Regions from separate parts of the Homo sapiens genome. Here region 1 is linked to region 2. Evidence: chromatin loops called from intact Hi-C (ENCODE). Cell type or tissue: CD4-positive, alpha-beta T cell. All regions are shown on one strand.

Region 1 (4,000 bases), 820 kb after region 2:
AAATTGAACAGTACTTCAAGAGGGTGCTAAATGACTACATGCCACTTTAACTGAGTCTTCCAAAAATTCAGACTTCTGCTTATAAGGAATGTGGTACACATTAGGACTACCGAGTCTCATGGTCACCCATGCATTACCTTACCCTTTCTGTATAATGTATAGAAATGGGTCCAAAAAATGTTGAGATATGAGGTATAAAGCGTTCAGTAAGTTCACAGATGGTCCTGCTAGCAATAGCATGTAAGAAAGTGAAGCATATCGAAATCTAGAGTGTTTATCTCAGTGAAGACAAATCTCTGCCTCATCCATGACAAAATACTTGCAAGAATACAAGAATACTTCCCCTGACATATGGGACACTTAGCAGCAGCAGTATCCAGAGGTCAGCCTTGGTGAGCTAAGTCTATACTACAGAACTCAAGTATCACCTCTATCATTGCCTACCACCCTGGTCACAGTTTACAAGTAAATCACTTGGGCAATAAGTGGGGTGATAGGAAAAGAGACTACATGACAGCCATATGGTTGATGTGTACCTGATTGTTGATAGCCTCCTCTGAAGAGTGGGAATTTAGGTTAGCATTCACGTGGGATATTATTCTCATACTCTGGGACCATTCTGGGAAATTCATCCGTATCACTGTTCCCCAAAGCTTCCAGTCAACACAACCTCCACTTTTGCCCACTTAAAAAAATCTGTCTATCCAAACCATTAGCCATGTACATTCAGTTTAGATCAGTGTCTTAGGTCACTCTCCTTCTAGAAAAAGTAAACAATGACATTCAATACTCCAAATTGTGCTGAGTGGCAGCAATTCTTTTCCCTATTGCCATTTATGGACATACTTGAGTTACGGTTTCTAATACTACTGTTACAACCGGCATCAGTAGTATTAGCCAACATATATTGAATGCTTACTATGTACAGGACATTGTTCTAAGTATACCAAAACTATTTGCTCAAGAGGCACTGTTACATCCCCCTTTTTAAAATGAAGGAAAAAGCCAGAGGAAAAAAAAGGGAAAAAAGCCAATTCTTCAGGAACTGGTTAGTAATGGGTTGAACTTGCAGCATTCAGTTTTTCTTCTTTTTTTTTTTTTTTTTTTGAGACGGAGTCCCCTCTGTTGCCCAGGCTGGAATGCACTGACACGATCTCGGCTCACTGCAACCTATGCCTCCTGGGGTCAAGTGATTCTCCTGCCTCAGCCTCCCGAATAGCTGGGATTACAGGGTCCCACCAGCACATCAGGCTAATTTTTGTATTTTTAGTAGGGACGGGGTTTCACCATCCCCCAGGGGCAGGGGCTGCTCTCGATCTCCTGACCTCAAGTGATCTACCAGCCTTGGCCTCCCAAAGTTCTGGGATTACAGGCGTGAGCCACCCCGCCCAGTCCCATTCAGTTTTTCAAGCAAAGTATTAACTCTTTGTCCTTATTAAGGGGACACCAGCAAGATGAAAATAACCCATAAGGTGATCATTTGTTTCATTACCCCTTAGGCAGTTTAGTCTTCTGAGTAACAGGAGAATTAGCTGGGTTCTTTTCAACTTAACTTTGTATAGTTTTCGAAAACCTAGCCTTTACAAATTTTCACCTGTGGCTGGACAATATACCCATGAGTCAGTCGCAATCCTCCTTTTCTTACAAACCCTGCTTTTTATTCTGATTTCTATATCCTGTAAGACAAAGAAGCAAGTTATTTAGCTTGGAAATTATCATCTGACTATTTGGATTAATAGAGAGGGTCAGAGGCCCATGTAACATAACAATAATGTCATAAAAGTAATTTAAGTTCTGTTTATTCACAGAATTGATAACAGTTCAGTTATCCTTAGTACGGGATGATTATGGTGAAGGAAAAGAACTTGAGTGTATATTTTCTACATAGAAATATATACAACAAACCAGATAGCAATTCAGAGAGATACATATTTTAGAAACTCTACAGACAGTTTTCAAAGGCTGGACAAGTGTCCGAGAAAAAGCTAAAAAAACAGAAGAAATTTCATAAAGCAGGCAATATTTAACTGGGCTTTGAAAAAAACAGGACTTGAGTCAACAAGGGAAACGTGTGTATTTGATAGTGGATTTAACAAAAATACTAATTGTTTTAGATGTTATTACTGTGCTAAATTTAGATCCATTTTAAATAAACTAGATAGTAACTCAAGTTTATATACAATTACTACCTTTGAAACCAAAACCTAGTCATAGTGGGAGCTTCCAAATGCTTTATAGACCTTGGATTTTTACCTAAGAGACACATGACTGAAGTTACAACCTAGAGCAACATCGTTTGTTGGGTGACTGGTTCTCATTTGTGACAACCTGAATAAGGGGGAACTTGTTTTTCCTCACTTCTTCTAGGCAAAGTCAAAAACAGTATTTAAAATACTAACGAAAGGAGTTTTAAAATTGAAATTGACTTGTTTCAGAAAAGAGTCTGGGATAAATGTCCTCAAGCTTTCTGCCTTCATTACGCCCCGAATTGTCCTGTTTAGGCTTCTAATGCCTTTGCTTATATAGATATACCATAAAGGGAAAATAGTATTCTAATCAGAAATAAAGCATTGATCTTTCTCAGGCTGAAAACTACAGCATTCAAATTCCGTTGTAGCCGGGCTTGATGGCTCATGCCTGTAATCCTAGCACTTTAAGGCTGAGGCTAGTGGATCACCTGAAGTCAGTTCGAGACCAGCCTAGCCAACATGGTGAAACCCCATCTCTACTAAAAATACAAAAATTATCCGGGCATGGTGGCGCATGCCTGTAATCCCAGCTACACGGAAGGGTGAAGCAGGAGAATCGCTGGAACCCGGGAGGCGGAGGCTGCAGTGAGCTGAGATCGCGCCACCGCACTCCAGTCTGGGCGACAGAGGAAGTCTCCTTCTCAAAAAAAAAAAAACTGATTATGTTGCCATAAAGGGTCCCTTTAAAAAAAAAAACGCTCTATCCAACGAAAACTAATTAGAAATAAATCTCCTTCCCGAAAGCGATAAAATACTAAAGAATGAGAAACTGACAGTTTACTGAGTTTGTAAGGAAGGCCAAATAAAGGCGGGGTTTGGATTCCTTTGGCGCACCCAAGCCGACCGTGGACTTCCTGGATACAACAACCAATCAGGATGCAGAGGAAGGGCGGGCGTTGCCCGGGCAAATTCAAACTGACAACCGCTGCAACTTGGCACTGTTCCAAATCACTAACCGACGGGGGACCGACGAGTATTTTAATTGGTTTCTAACGTATTTTAATTGGTTTCGAACTTATAATAGAAAATTTCCCATCTCCTTACTTAACTCTAAGATTAGAATGGCAGATCTAAAAAAAAAAAGTCACTAAGGATTAGTTAAATAACTGCTCTACTTCAGACCAAAAAACACAGTAGCAAGTTACAAGGGTTTGTCAGTGGCCAGCAGAGGAGGAATACAAGCACCAGCTCTTTCTTTGAGAACATGGGTGGCTCTTAAAAGAGCCGTTAGGGTTGAGAGTTTGCAACCAACTCACTGTTTACTTAGCGCTGGTGTACTTGGTGACGGCCTTAGTACCCTCGGACACGGCGTGCTTGGCCAACTCCCCAGGCAGCAGCAGGCGCACGGCCGTCTGGATCTCCCTGGAGGTGATGGTCGAGCGCTTGTTGTAATGCGCCAGGCGGGAAGCCTCACCTGCGATGCGCTCGAAAATGTCGTTCACAAACGAATTCATGATGCCCATGGCCTTGGACGAAATGCCGGTGTCAGGGTGGACCTGCTTCAGAACCTTGTACACATAGATGGAATAGCTCTCCTTGCGGCTGCGCTTGCGCTTCTTGCCGTCTTTCTTCTGCGCCTTAGTCACCGCCTTCTTGGAGCCCTTTTTCGGGGCGGGAGCAGACTTCGCTGGCTCTGGCATAGCACTGTGTAGCTATAAAGCGCCAACGAAAAGGAAAAACAGCGTGAGCAGGGTATGACAAGGCGCTTTTATATAGAATCGCTTATGCAAATAAGGTGAAGAGTTGAAGTC
Region 2 (4,000 bases):
TATAATTCTTATGTAAATCCTTGCATTTTGAGGGGCTTCCAAAGAAGAAAACATTCGCGGGAGGGACCTCTGACACATAAACCATTAAGCACCCTGAGCACTCAAATAACACCCTGGCTGCCTTTGGGAACTCAGGGAAGTGTGGATGCTAAGAGAAAAGACCAAGAATGTACAAGGACATGATACTACTCAGAAGCTAGAAATGACAGTCAGGAGTTACATGACACTTGCTAATCCGAAGAAGAAACCGTGAATGAGAAAGTAAATCCACAGATCGCTGTGTGTTGATGATTTAAGAGACGAACGAAGGATGGGTCACAAAAAGCAGGACAGGTCCCACCGAGATTTGAACTCGGATCGCTGGATTCAAAGTCCAGAGTGCTAACCATTACACCATGGGGCCGCCTTCCGCCACCAATTTCATGAATTTATAAAAATACTGATTACAGAGCATGTCTATTCGATGCAGTATTCTATTAATATTTATTAAATTAATACTATCTGCATCCCATGTAGCAGAAGCTCCAAGAGACTCACATGCACTACAAACCTATCTGGACCAAGTCCGTCTTAGAAACTGAAAAAACTTGAACCCGTTTGAGTATTGTTCAAAAAAGGAAAGAACTGAGGTCTGGTAGGTGAAAGACGTATCCTTAAACTTGCGTATGATAATTTAAATCCGAGGAACTCGCATCCAACAAGAGAGGAGGGGCAAGAGAGAACAGATGTGAAATTCCAGGTGAAAGATTAGAGGATGCTGTTCTGCAGGAAAGCATCGTGCTGCCGACTGGGATGGGATGTTAAGGTGCTTAAGTGATCAGGTGTACGCTCCTCTGGGTACAATGGTAATTTGAGAGAAAGAAAGAGCACTAAAAGTTTGGTAGGTCCCACCGAGATTTGAACTCGGATCGCTGGATTCAAAGTCCAGAGTGCTAACCATTACACCATGGGGCCAACAACACAGTAATCTCCTGACATATTTTTGATAACATGAATGTAGTACGTGGAATTGGTCTATTGAGAGTGCTGTTTACTTTGGCCTCTCAAAATAGGTGCATAGTCCCAGATTCCGAGAAAGTAACAAAACTGCTCCAGCAGGCAGAAAGCAAGAACAGAACTCACCTTTCCAAAAACTTGTTCTGATCTGCCCACGGAGATTATGAATAGGAGCGTTCCTTGATTAATCAGAACTTCGCATTTGCTGAAATTTTAGGTCACGATACTTTTTTCTACGTAAGGGTTTATAAAAGAAAATATCAACACTTAGACATCTCTTAAAACATCTTAGCAACAGTTTTGGAGATTCTCTATCTGGTGTTTCCTCTGCAATTCCGGCCTCTGAAAGTAGGATGACACGAGGGGAACCAGAAAGGATCTGTTTGAGATATTTATTCCATAAGTTAAAGGCAAGCACGGTTTTGGAAGTCAGACGTGAGCTGGATTTCAGATAGGGAGACAGCATTTCAAGAAGACTGAAAGGCAAAACAACTTGAGCGTTTTTCCATCATTTTTATAGCAGTGTCAGAAATTACTTGTGTTTTCAAGTGCTTTCCAATGTAACACTTCAAAAAATCTCTAAGTCTTGTTACACAAAAGAACTAAAATTATCTGGTTCCACTTTTATGGAGAAAGATAATAACAGGAAAATAAAAAGTACTACTCCATGTTATTCTGTGTGATTGCACAGGTAGTGCACCGGATTTCCTCTACCCGAGAGTAAAAAAAGCACGCCGTAGTCGGCAGGATTCGAACCTGCGCGGGGAGACCCCAATGGATTTCAAGTCCATCGCCTTAACCACTCGGCCACGACTACGTACCTCCTTCAACAACCTGGATATATTCCCATGAGGAATATATGTTTCTTTTCACAGACATCTTTAAATTTGTTTATTTTGACAAGGTAACAACTCTGGAATGTCTCTCATCCTGGTTAAAAAACAAAATCAAAATTTTAAAGATTTAGATATTGGCTAAAAGAGATATTGCAAATTGCAAGACTTGTCTGATGTAGGAAGTACGAAAGACTTTACGAGGGGGCCACACGCCAACCCCTAAATGGTCTCCAAACCTACGAAACTGGCTGAAAGCTCTCCACACCTAATTAGTAGGATTACAGATATTGAAGCCTACAAATGCGCATTTCCACCAGGATACCTTGTGGATTCTTACACGGGTCAGGTCCGCTGACGTTTAGCACGCCTACTTTAAAACCTCTTTTCTGTAGGGTCCTAGTCTTCAAGTAAAATATATGCGGCCATATAGCAGAGGATGGTTTCGATCCATCGACCTCTGGGTTATGGGCCCAGCACGCTTCCGCTGCGCCACTCTGCTGTCTCGACAGTCCGCTCCGCCACTCTGCTGTTTCAACATTACTCTTGTCAAGTATGTATTAGAGGCTACAATTTTCGGCATCTTCCTAATTTTAAATGATTTGTTGTCGTTTGCCAAATTATCCTGGAGAATGAGAAGTGCACACTGGCCATCCATATGGGGCTGCACGCCACTTCCAAACACCAGCGGTTTAGAATTCTTCCTCGATAAATTCGAATCAGCTGAGGTTGAAGTTCTCTAAAACGGAAGCATGTTTCGAGTTATGGGAAAACAAAGTGCAGGCTAATTGGCATAATTTATAAAGGTGAAATTATAAATGCTTGGGCAAATTTCAGCCATTCCTGGATACCGGAGGGAGTCGTTATTACTTCCAAACATTTTTTACTTGAGATTTTCATCGAAAATGTTCACAGGAAAAAAAAAATTACAGTTGCAGCGAGGAGGCAACAGAACCTAGAACTCCGCGCGGCAGGTGAGAATTCAACCACTTAACCACCGGTGCTAAACGTAGTTACATGGATTTGTTTTCTTTTACATCTATCATCATATCTCCCTTAAAAAAAGTGACAATGTATGTTCTCTGTCTATAATGTTTTAAAAATCCAGTCAAATATTATGTCTAAATATTCTGAGTAAACGTTTGAACATAGAAGTAAGTAAATACGTAAGAATATTTTTCAGAACGTTTGAACGTAGAAGTAAGCAGAAAGTCTGCTGATACGTGACCCTTGGAGACTTTCAAAGTGAAAAAGACACTCAAGCCTGTAATCCCAGCATTTTGGGAGGCCGAGGCGGGTGGATAGCTTGAAGTCAGGGGTTCGAGACCAGCCTGGCCAACAGGGTGACACCCTGTCTCTACTAAAAATACAAAAATTAGCCGGGCGTGGTGGCACGCGCCTGTAATCCCAGCTACTCGGGAGGCTGAGGCACAAGAATCACTTGAACCCGGGAGGAGAAGGTTGCAGTGAGCCGAGATGGCCCATCAAATGCACTCCAGCCTGGGTGACAAAGGTGGGAGGAGAGGGGAGGGAAGGGAAGGGAGAAAATTTGAGTTTCAGGAAGGAAATTAAGCTCATTCACTTGGCTGTTAACTGGAAGCCTCAGTTATGGCTTTTTTTTTTTTTTTTTTTGACGGAGTCTCGCTCTGTCGCCCAGACTGGAGTGCAGTGGCGCGATCTCTGTTTACTGCAACCTCTGCCTCCCGGGTTCAAGCAATTCTCCTGCCTTAGCCTCCTGAGTAGCTGGAATTACAGGCGCCCACCACCACGCCTGGCTAATTTTTTGTATTTTTAGTAGACACGGGGTTTCACCATGTTGGCCTGACCTCAGATGATCCACACGCCTCGGCCTCCCAAAGTGCTGGGATTACAGGCGTGAGCCACCGCGCCTGGCCATGGCCTTCTATTAAGAAGTTAATATGTGTTTCAAGAACTTCCTGGAATAAACAATAGGGTCCTAGAATAAATAAAATTTATTTGCAACTTTAGCTTCCTGGGCAAAGGTCTCTGGGAATGGTAAAGGTATGTTGATGAAAATAGTGGAATAGTAAAGTCATGTTAATATAGACAGTAAATTGGGCTGTGGCTCATACCTGTAATCCCAGCAGTTTGGGAGGCCGAGGCAGGAGGATCCCTTGAGGCCAGGAGGATCCTCTGAGGCCAGGAGTTCA

What was found. A loop is a pair of places that touch in the nucleus more often than their neighbours do. Peaks named below come from ENCODE experiments on the same cell type or tissue, not always from the same donor. Only the 100,000 strongest peaks of a DNase experiment are listed, where the experiment ranks them.
Region 1: a loop joins it to region 2, with 2.8 times the contacts of the local background. A loop is called at or near these places in 6 of 110 quality-filtered maps.

The regions. Positions count from the first base shown.
Region 1 is chr6:27,128,862-27,132,861 of GRCh38, forward strand. H2BC11 (H2B clustered histone 11) reads right to left here and starts at 3,934. Exons shown (of 1, transcript NM_021058.4): 1 at 3,455-3,934. The coding sequence starts at 3,889. The coding sequence ends at 3,509. RefSeq lists enhancers at 3,154-3,213, 3,554-3,623, 3,634-3,703, 3,835-4,000. In CD4-positive, alpha-beta T cell, a CTCF peak has its summit at 1,565; DNase peaks (open chromatin) are centred at 2,740 and 3,140; H3K4me3 peaks cover 1,635 bases; H3K27ac peaks cover 1,531 bases.
Region 2 is chr6:26,310,865-26,314,864 of GRCh38, forward strand. TRQ-TTG3-1 (tRNA-Gln (anticodon TTG) 3-1) reads right to left here and starts at 403; the gene lies at 332-403. It overlaps TRQ-TTG3-2 (tRNA-Gln (anticodon TTG) 3-2), which reads right to left and starts at 954; the gene lies at 883-954. It overlaps TRS-TGA3-1 (tRNA-Ser (anticodon TGA) 3-1), which reads right to left and starts at 1,813; the gene lies at 1,732-1,813. It overlaps TRX-CAT1-3 (tRNA-iMet (anticodon CAT) 1-3), which reads right to left and starts at 2,331; the gene lies at 2,260-2,331. RefSeq lists a cis regulatory region at 195-414 and silencers at 401-450, 881-930, 1,632-1,871. In CD4-positive, alpha-beta T cell, no CTCF peak of the experiment used is centred here; DNase peaks (open chromatin) are centred at 967, 1,757, 2,327, 2,797 and 2 weaker places; H3K4me3 peaks cover 2,756 bases; H3K27ac peaks cover 262 bases.